Regions from separate parts of the Mus musculus genome. Here region 2 is linked to region 1. Evidence: chromatin contacts called from ENCODE Hi-C or POLR2A ChIA-PET data. All regions are on one chromosome and are shown on one strand. The core of a region is the stretch at or near the end of the contact, and the rest is flanking DNA. Distances in the headings are between cores, read along the strand shown.

Region 1 (4,838 bases), core at 1,191-3,690:
CCCTAAAGGAAAAAAAAAAAAAACTTGTTCTTTTTATAGTAGGGATTCAACTGAGAAAGTGTCTAGGTGACAGCAAAACCAGGGAGTCACTCCCACCGCAGAGCCAAAAGCAAGCCAGAAGTAAGGGGAGTAAGGGGTGGTCCAGAGAATTGTTCAGAAGCTCACACAGATGGGTTGACAGCTCCTTGCCTTAGGAACCAGTGATGTTCAAATTAACAACTGGCCACGAGCCAAACACGGGAACACTCAAAACTTAGGGAGGGAGAGTTATAATTGGTACCTTGGCAAATACACCATAATAGATTAGGAAGCTTCCCTGCTAGACCCTGGGAAGATTTAAGATTTGCAACAACAACTAGCTCTTTAATCTCTTTCATGAGAATAGTTTAGCATCTAAAGAACACCTGTCCAAAACCCAAAATGCCTACATTTGAGCTGGACTGACACTCAGTGTGACGCCCCAACCGATATCGGTGACAGCGAGGGCCTGCATTAGCAGAAGTGGGGGCATCAGTTCAGCGCACTGGGGTTCAACATGGGAGAAAGCCCGTGTGCCAGCCTCATCCCATCTCTGTTGCCAGCGTTAGCACTTGTGAGTCACTTTACGTACTAGTCCCCGAAGTACTCAAGAGAAAAATAGTTAGGCTTTGAATCCTATTCCATATGGGAAAAGACACAGGTCATGAAGACTAAAGTTACTTTACTATGTAAAACAAGTCGTGGGGGACCAAGCACTTTCATCCTCAGAAAAAAAACCACACTAATCATACAGCTCTTTACACTAAGTCTACACTGAGGGCTAACAGCTTCACTCAAAGAAAAGGGGCAAGGCAAGAATGCCATCGTTGAGTTTTGAGGAAAACTTTCGGGAACCATTCAATCCTGAATTCAATCCTGGTCCACTTCTGAAAACCTACAGACCCAGCAATGTATGACATTCTAATTTTCCAGAAAGTATCTGGTTGATGCTGGACAGCCCAGCACTGTTTGCAGGTGATAAATAATCGAGTCTTCCTCAAAGCATCTGCGATTGGCATGTCAGCTGCCTGTTACAATGAACAAAGACCATACTTTTCTGAAACTCATCCCTTCTCTGAGGAAATGTACTAGAGTTTTTCTGGTAAAAGTTAATTGTTCTTGAGTAAAGGGGGACCCTACCAGTTCAACAAACCAGTACAAGACATAGCCCCACTGGAAGCACAGACTTCAAACCAGTACAAGACATAGCCCCACTGGAAGCACAGACTTCAAACCAGTACAAGACATAGCCCCACTGGAAGCACAGACTTCGAACCAGTACAAGACATAGCCCCACTGGAAGCACAGACTTCAAACCAGTACAAGACATAGCCCCATTGGAAGCACAGACCAAACCGCTGCTCCTGCCCTGAAACAACTTTTCTGAACATCTTTTAAGTGCTACGGGTTTAATATACATTCTTTTAATTAATCCTATTAGCTGGGTAATTTCATCCCCATTTTATTGGTGAGTTAATACAGAAGATTTGAATCCAGGATTACAGAGCTGGACTCCAAAGCCGAAGTTCTTTCCATACAACATTCCAAAGAAATGTAAAATCTAAAGATGTGGGTGGAGTGGGTAAAATATGATCCGATTTCCTTTCCTGGCTCCCACCAAGTTAGCGAGGGGGCACGGAATATCCCACCATAACAAGCCTTTCTAAGCAAGCACTTCGGATCAAGCAACGTCTCCACTTTTCCTCGCCTGCCCCTGCCCCACCCCCAACGGTGCCAAAAGAGCAGCAAGCTGCTGCCAGGTTGGAGGAGTTGGGGATCGTCACACCACATTCCTGGGGCTGGACGCACACTGGAACCGCAGCAGAGCTCCGCGCCTCGGAAAGAATAACAGCAGTTGAGATTTTCAATCATGTGGCTCAGCACGCTGCCACACCAGTTCCCCCACTGCTGCCTCCACCTATCCAAGACCTAAGCCCCACGCCCAACTCCTCCTCCGGACAAACCGACCGATCCGGGTGTCAAAAGCTGGGAACGCCGCAAGCCCCCGCCGCCCTCCCGACCACACTCGCACCTCGGCCCGCGAGCTGCTCGCCCGAGACCCCGCTAACGCGGAACCCGGGACGCTACGCGTTGCCAAGACTCGAGGCCCGGACGAGGCAGTTTGGAAGACGCAGTCCCCGTAGCGCAGAGACAGAGAGGGATGGTCTCCCGGGCGCCCGGTACTCACCGTGCGCGGGGCCCGCGCCGCACAGCCAGAGCCACAGCAGCGCCCGCAGCGCGGCGGGACGCAGAGCGGGCATCTTCGGGGCCGCAGCCAGAGCAGATCCGCATGGGGAGCGGGTCCCGACCAGGAGCCCGGCTCTCGCGTGCTCTACCCTGCCCCCGCGGCTCGCTGAGTCCTGGAGCTCCCGCTGCGCCGCCCCTGCACTCCGCGCAGCCAGGCCGCCGCCCGAAGTTTGGCTGAAAGTTTCTGGCTGCGCCGCGCGGCTGGGCGGCCCGCGTGTCCTTCCGCCTCGGCCTCCTCCCACCGCGAGGCTCCGCCCCCGTCGCCGCCGCGCGCCCAGGGGTTTCCCGCAGAAAGAAGCGCCGGTCCTCTGCGCGCGGAGGGATCTGAGTGAGCAGCACCCCGTACTCCGCCCGCTCGACCGCCGAGCCCGCCCATGAGCTCGGAAAGGGGGGCGGCTGAAGCGCCCAACATCAAACACTAGGGTTTACCCGGGTCCTGAACTTGTAGAGAGAGGCAGACCTCATGCCCCACACACCCACCCACACACTTCTTGGCTGGTTAGAGGAATGAGGGAGAGCAAAAACGAGACTGTCAACGGAAGGCAGAGGGCAAAGGCGCCAAAGTACTCTTAAGAGGACATTCCTTAAGATGCTCTGGGCATTTCGTTCATTCATCCGTCCATCCACCCACCCATCCTTGGTTCTTTTAGTGAACTTCGTGTAGCAAGGTGCTTGGGACACTGGAATCGTCCGCTCTAGGGTCTAGAAGAATTTAGGGGAGGCTTTCAAGAGACAGCAGGAGCTTGAAACTCTAGTCAAAGGTGTAGAAAATAGAAAGAAGAACCAGGAATACTCTTTATAACCTATTAATAGCTGCGAGTGAAGAGTAACCTAAATGCCCCACCCTTAGGGACTAGATGAATAATGCATAATTATAAGTGCAATACAATTGAAAATACCATCTTCATATACGTCAGCCGTAAAACCAAAATGATGATGAAAACACGAATCGCAGAGCGAGACTCTAAGAATGCCATTTACATATAAATGTTTCCAAACAACACTGAACATTGTATGGACGTTTGTGTGCATAGTTTTTAAAAGATAAAGCTATTACACTAACAATTTCCAAAGTGGGAGAGTGGAGGGTGTGATCTGTCTTAGGAATAAATGCATTTGTAGAACGAAATTGGCAACTACGAGGAATTGCATAAGTAACACAGGACTGTTTGTATTTCTGTCTTGACTACACGGGGAAGTCTTTATGGCCCAGGATCATGGCCTTCATCACTAGTGCCTATCAATTAGTAGATGGTGACCTAGAATGCAGAATACCGTTCAGCAAGTGCAAATGGGTGTGAACATTAAAACTGCAGTTTAATAAGCACTATAGAGTCTGAGGAAATGGATCAGCGGGAAAGAGTGCTTGCTGTGCAAGCACGGGGACCTGAGTTCAAATCTCCAACACTCACAGTGAAAGCCAGGTTTGACTATGCACATGCCTCAAACAGCTGTAGGGAGTAGAGTTAAATGAATCTCTGGGGCTAATTAGCAGGTAGCCCAGTTCCAGGTTCAGTAAGAGATCCCCCCCCCCCCAACCAGGGAATAAGTTAGAGAGTAATAGAACAGGATATCTGATGTCCTCTGACCTCCACACACATGAATATATACATACACATATACAGCATATATCATACATATATACCATATATCACACACATACAGCATATGTCACACACATATACCTTATACCAAACACAAATAATAATATACCACATACACATATACATTACCTTGGGAAAGAGAAGCTAGTACTTACTGCAAACGGTCACATTGGGACCCTAGAAGCTCTTTTCAAAAAGTAGCATAATTGAGGACTAGAGAGATAGCTCAGTGGTTGCTGTTCTTGTAGAGAACCTGGGTTCAATCCCCAGCACCCACATCCCACATGGTGCTTCACGTCTATCCGCAACTCCAGTTCCAAGGGATCCACTTCCCTCTCCTGGGCTCCACAGGCACCAGGCATGCACATGATGGACAGAGATACACGCAGGCAAAGCTCCCATACACATAAAATAAAACCAAATTTAAATTTAAAAATAGTATAGTTAGTGAAAATCACTAGGCAATTTCTGCTTGTGCCATGTGTTTAAAGAAGAGTAATAACATTAACTTTCATTTGTTCACCCATGGTGTTACCAGTCTAATCTCTACTCACGTAAGAGGGTAAATCGTGAGTTGCCGATACAAACTTTAAATTGACCTACAAAGATCAGATTTCTCACAACCAACATGCATACAAAAGAGAGTAAAGGTGCTCACCCCTGAGGCACAGCTCCAGAAGTGGCTGTAGCTGTGTTCCTCAGGGTGACAGCTTTAAAGACAATAACCTTCAGGGCTGGGGAAACAGTCCAGTGGGTTTAACCCGAGCTTGCTCTCCCCTACCATAACAGGCAGAGGGGTGGGGAAAATGGTTTAGCAGTTAAAAGCTAAGTCTGCTCTTCCAGAGAACCAGAGTTTGGTTCCCAGCACCCATGTCAAGTGGCCCGTGACCTCGTATAACTCCAGTTCCAGGAGATCTAATAGTTCTGGCTTCACAGGCACCCACATATATGTGCACAATGCCCACCATA
Region 2 (4,666 bases), core at 2,113-4,612, 49 kb after region 1:
TCAACAGCATTAAACAGGAACTTGAGATGGAATTTGAGTCAAGGACCTTCTAAGTCCAAGTTTTAAGTGCGAACTAGTCATCCATTCTCTCTGCGGTGCCTTGGGTTCTGTGTGTAGGTTGAAGTCCCTAGAAGACTCATCTCAGCCCTTACTCACTAATTGTATCAGTTGTAGACCTTGAAAATATAAAGAAGGATCTTCTTCTCCTCCTCCTCCTCCTCTTCTTCTCCTTCTCCTTCTTCTTCTTCCCATCGATTAAAATAAAATACTTACATCTGACATGTTTTTCCAACTAAAAAGAAAAAAATTCTGGGACAGTCTTTTGTATCCTTGCCCAAGAGTTTAATATTCCATCAGTTTTCATTTATTTAACAGTGTTAATTGGTAGCTCACAAGGATATGGTGGTACTTTGAATAAAACTGGCTGCCATAGGCTCATAGATTTGAATGCTTAGTCATCAGGGAGTGACTCTCTTTGAGAAGTTTAGAAGGGTTAGGAGGTGTGGCCTTGTAGTACACGTGGCCTTGTAGGGGAATATGTCACTAGGGCGAGGCTTTGAGGTTTCAGAAGCTCACACCAGGCCTAGCCTCTCTCTCTGTCTCTGTCTGTCTGTCTCTACTCTCTCTCTCTCTCTGTCTCTGCTCTCTCTCTCTCTCTCTCTCTCTCTCTCTCTCTCTCTCTCTCTCTCTGCCTACAGATCAGGATGTAACTCTCAGCTACTGCTCTAGCCCCATGTCCATCCTCATGATGATGATAATGGACTAAGCCTCTGAAACTGTAAGCAAGCCCTGAATCAAAAGCTTTCTTTTATGAGTTGCCTTGGTCATGGTGCCTCTTCACAGCAATAGAACAGTGACTAAGATAGATATACTTTATAGATTCTAATCCACACAGGATCAGAGCATAGAAGCAACACAGGCCCCAGGGGTTACAAGCTACTGACTTGGCAATGAAACATTGCCTTTCTTCCCCTGATTCACATAACCATGTACGGCAGGGGTGGAAGTCAAGAGTGTCTGTGGGGCTAGAGATGGTTCATTGATCAAGAGTGTCTACTGATCTTGCAGAAGTCCCAGGATCAGTTTCTAGCACCCACATCAGGGAGGTCACAACTGCCTATAACTCTAGCTACAGGAGGATCTGATGTGCTCTTCTGAACTCCAAGCATACCTGCAGTCACGCATGCATATACATATACACATGTGCACACAATTAAAAATAAATAAGTATATTTTTAAAGAGTACACTTGGAAAGGGCTTATTTACCAAACCAGGGTCTCCTGAAATGGTCAGTGGGAATGAAAATCAGGCTCAGGTTGAAGGGGTCTCCGAAAACCTAAGGTTGAGACAAGTTTATTGCAAGCAATCAGACTTTTTATACCCTTATCAGATACAGAATATAATGGCAGCTACAAAGAAGAATAGAATTATAACTGCCAGGATACAATGATTGCACACAAGATTAATGTCTAAGACTAATTGTCCAGCCTTCTTATATGCTTCACTGATTTCTTTGGGATACAGAGAATACAGTTGGCATGAATGTTTCACTACCCGAGGGAGTGACTCAGTTTCTCAGGAATTGAAAGGCACATAGTGCCCCAGAAGCCACAGACCCTAACCTGAAAACTCCACGACCCACACCTCTCAAGACAGCTAGACCAGGCCAATTCCATGATTCCCTGTACTTCTTTCTGCTGTTTGGAATCAATTTCCTGTTGTATCTTTAGGAAATGTGATCCCCAACTTTCAGAAGCTCTGAAAGGTCTGTCCATCATTCCCCAACAGGCCTGAAGCTTAACTATCGAGTTTCTCATGGGCCCACTTTGGGTTTTCCTCTCCCATATTCTTATGTAGAGCCATTTCCTCAGTAGGAGACCCAAGATGAATTCCAGCACGTTGGCTCCTGGACTTGGTACCATAGCCTTCTGCCACCTTGAAGGGTTGGAGGAGGCAGTAATTCATCTCTGGATCAGGATTCCTCTTCCTCATTCCTCATGTGTCTCCCTGAGGTCTTGGCTGTGAGCTATCCTATTAAAGAGAGAGAAAAAAATCAGACTTTTTAAGCCTTAGTGGTGACAGGGCATCCTGATACATCAGAGGCTCATGGGTGAAAGGGCAGAGGACTCACGGATGCTTCAGAGACTTCTGCTGTGGCATCAACCTGACTCAGAGGAGCTGAGACAGGAATAGATGAACAAAATGACTTTGATGCCTAGTGACTAAAGCTTAGTTTAAAGTCTAGAGGGACCAGTGTTCTGCACAGATGAGTAAGATAGGAAAGATTCTTCTGTCGTTGTTCTTCTTCTCTCATGTAATACATCCCAAGAGCAGAAGCCTCCCCTCTCCCCCTCCTCTCAAAACCCCCCTCCCCACACCTTCTCTCTACCTCAGATCTACTGCTTCTTCATGTCCCCTCAGAAAAGAGCAGGCCTCCATTATGGTACTTAGTGAACATGCATGAGGTCCAAGGTTCAACTCCCCAAGATTTAGAAAAAAAAAAGTTGTTTTTTTTTTTTTTTTAAAGCAGAGCTTTATTCTTATTGGATAATAATAACAAACGCATACCCAGCATTCTCCTCCTCTCTTTTGGTTTATTACTTTATTCAGCCTTCACAAGCCCATGAGGTATATCTTAGTATTGGCCTCGTATAGTAGAGTAGGAACCTGACATTCACAACTATCACTTCTGCAAGGGCACACAGCATCTAAGTGGCAAAGAGTAAGAATTTGGAGTAAGCTCCATTCTCTACTAACATTTACTTCCCTAAATATGTGCCAGGCTAGGGCTTTAGTCTGACCCTTGGATTTCTGAAGCACCTTAGGCAAAGAAAGACTAAAAAACAAAAAGTCCTGTTACACCCTTCGATTGTCAATATTAAGATTATTTACTTTTGAACTAATGAGGCACGGTCTTTAATCCTGTATTTTCATACACACTTTTCTCATAAAATTCATACCTACACGTCCATATTGTGGTATTCATGTGCTCGGGTATAATATGTCACCACCCACCGGGTCACCAGGTCCTGCTTCCTTCTTACTTCTTGTGACTAACATGGTTGCCATGAGTTTTTCCTGAAAGGAAATGAGCAGCCCATGTGTTGCCCAGATGGTGAAAGTCATGTAGAGGTCAATGACTTGAGCAAGGTCATAGACCAAGTTAACCACATTTGGCTCCAATCGGGATCAATAACGGCTGTGTGTCCTGTCTCATCCTTTGCTGGTCTGTCTATCCCGGTCCTGGGCCACATTCCAAACGGGGTCATCCGGTGTACACCGCCTGGCTGAAAACTCCCCCTGTGGTTTCGCTCACATCTGGTGTTTTTCACTTCTCTTTCTGACACGTGCTTTGATCCGATTGCTGCTACAGCAGAAAGATGTCCAAAGGCTGCGTGGAACACAGCTAATTCAGTGAGAGGTGAACAGTATGCCCGCCTCCCGAGGACAGAACTTCTAAAAATAAATGGTAACACAGTTGCAGTGCTCCATCCTTGAAGCATGCTAGAAGCCCCCAAACTTAGTACCTCTACCAGCTCATGACTGCCTACCATGTCTGAAGTCTTCCTCCCTCCCTTTTGTGAATGGCGAGGGTGAGGAGTGGCTTTGTGCCTTCCCTAAGGGTTCGTGGATCAGATCTCAACATCAGCTCACACACAAGCAGAATGATTCACAAGTTCACATCCACATCACCTTATCAACAACAGGCTTCTCCACTCTGTTCCTTTCAGCAGTTGTTATTACTAATTTTGTCCTGACCCCATTGTAACAAGTCTCTTCCTAAATTACAAGAGAATGTTTTATTACATTAATTTTCTAAGGGAGCTATTCAGGTATAGTAGTGCAACGCTTGTGATCTCACATCTGTAAACTCATGAAGCCCAGGCAGGAAGAGTATGAGTTTGAAGCCAACCCTGGGCTACATAGTAAGACCTCCTTTTTAAAAAACAAAACCAAAACAAGCAAAATCCCTCAAAATTATTTAAATAAAAAACATTAAGAACATGAAGAGCCGGGCAGTGGTGGCACACACCTTTAATCCCAGCACTCGGGAGGCAAAAGGCAGGCGGATTTCTGAGTTCGAGGCCAGCCTGGTCTACAAAGTGAGTTCCAGGACAGCCAGGATTATACAAAGAAACCCTGTCTTGAAACCCCCCCCCCCAAAAAAAAGAGCATGAAGAATAAAAAAAAAAAAAAGGGAGGGGGTGGAGAGAAGGCTCAGCTGTTAAGAGCACTGACTGCTCTTCCAGAGGTCCTGAGTTCAAATCCCAGCAACCTCATGGTGGCTCACAACCATCTGTAATAGGATCTGATGCCCTCTTCTGGTGTGTCTGAAGAGAACCACAGTGTGTGCACATAAAATAAATAAATAAATCTTAGACAAAAAAACAAAACCCCACAATTCTTTCATCTTACCAGCTCATTATTTTATTTCCTCTAATCTCATTTTCCTTACAGGTTCATAAATTTTTGTTCATTTACTGACTTTTACACAATGAGAACGATAATCTGCACACAGGTTTTTGTGCCCTGTTCTTTTGCTTACTTAACGTTATAAATGCTTCCTGTTGCTGCGGCTTGCATTTGGCTCCAGTCTCTCCCAAGCTCCGTGTGTTGAAATTAAACCCCGTTGTGATGTATTAAGGCTGAAGAAACTTAATCCCA

What was found. Hi-C counts contacts between places; a loop is a spot of excess contacts on that map. ChIA-PET counts read pairs that join two places held with the same protein, here RNA polymerase II (POLR2A).
Region 2: a loop to region 1 is called in a map of CH12.LX, with 1.8 times the contacts of the local background. The contact joins the enhancer-like site here to the promoter of Notch2 in region 1. A Hi-C loop is called at or near these places in 2 of 37 maps with a recorded cell type or tissue (CH12.LX and gastrocnemius). POLR2A ChIA-PET finds 5 or more read pairs at or near these places in 2 of 5 experiments (Patski and embryonic stem cell).

The regions. Positions count from the first base shown.
Region 1 is chr3:98,011,140-98,015,977 of GRCm38, reverse strand. Notch2 (notch 2) reads right to left here and starts at 2,440. Exons shown (of 34, transcript NM_010928.2): 1 at 2,207-2,440. The coding sequence starts at 2,279.
Region 2 is chr3:97,963,672-97,968,337 of GRCm38, reverse strand. It overlaps Gm5544 (predicted gene 5544), which reads right to left. Exons shown (of 2, transcript NM_001033779.2): 2 at 1,320-2,032. The coding sequence starts at 1,923. The coding sequence ends at 1,552. Among named protein-coding and RNA genes, the nearest start is that of Gm5544, 36 kb to the right of the region's middle. Within about 2 kb of position 3,362, at least 1 of the 3 ENCODE cell types and tissues checked has a DNase peak (open chromatin) inside an H3K27ac peak, as active enhancers do.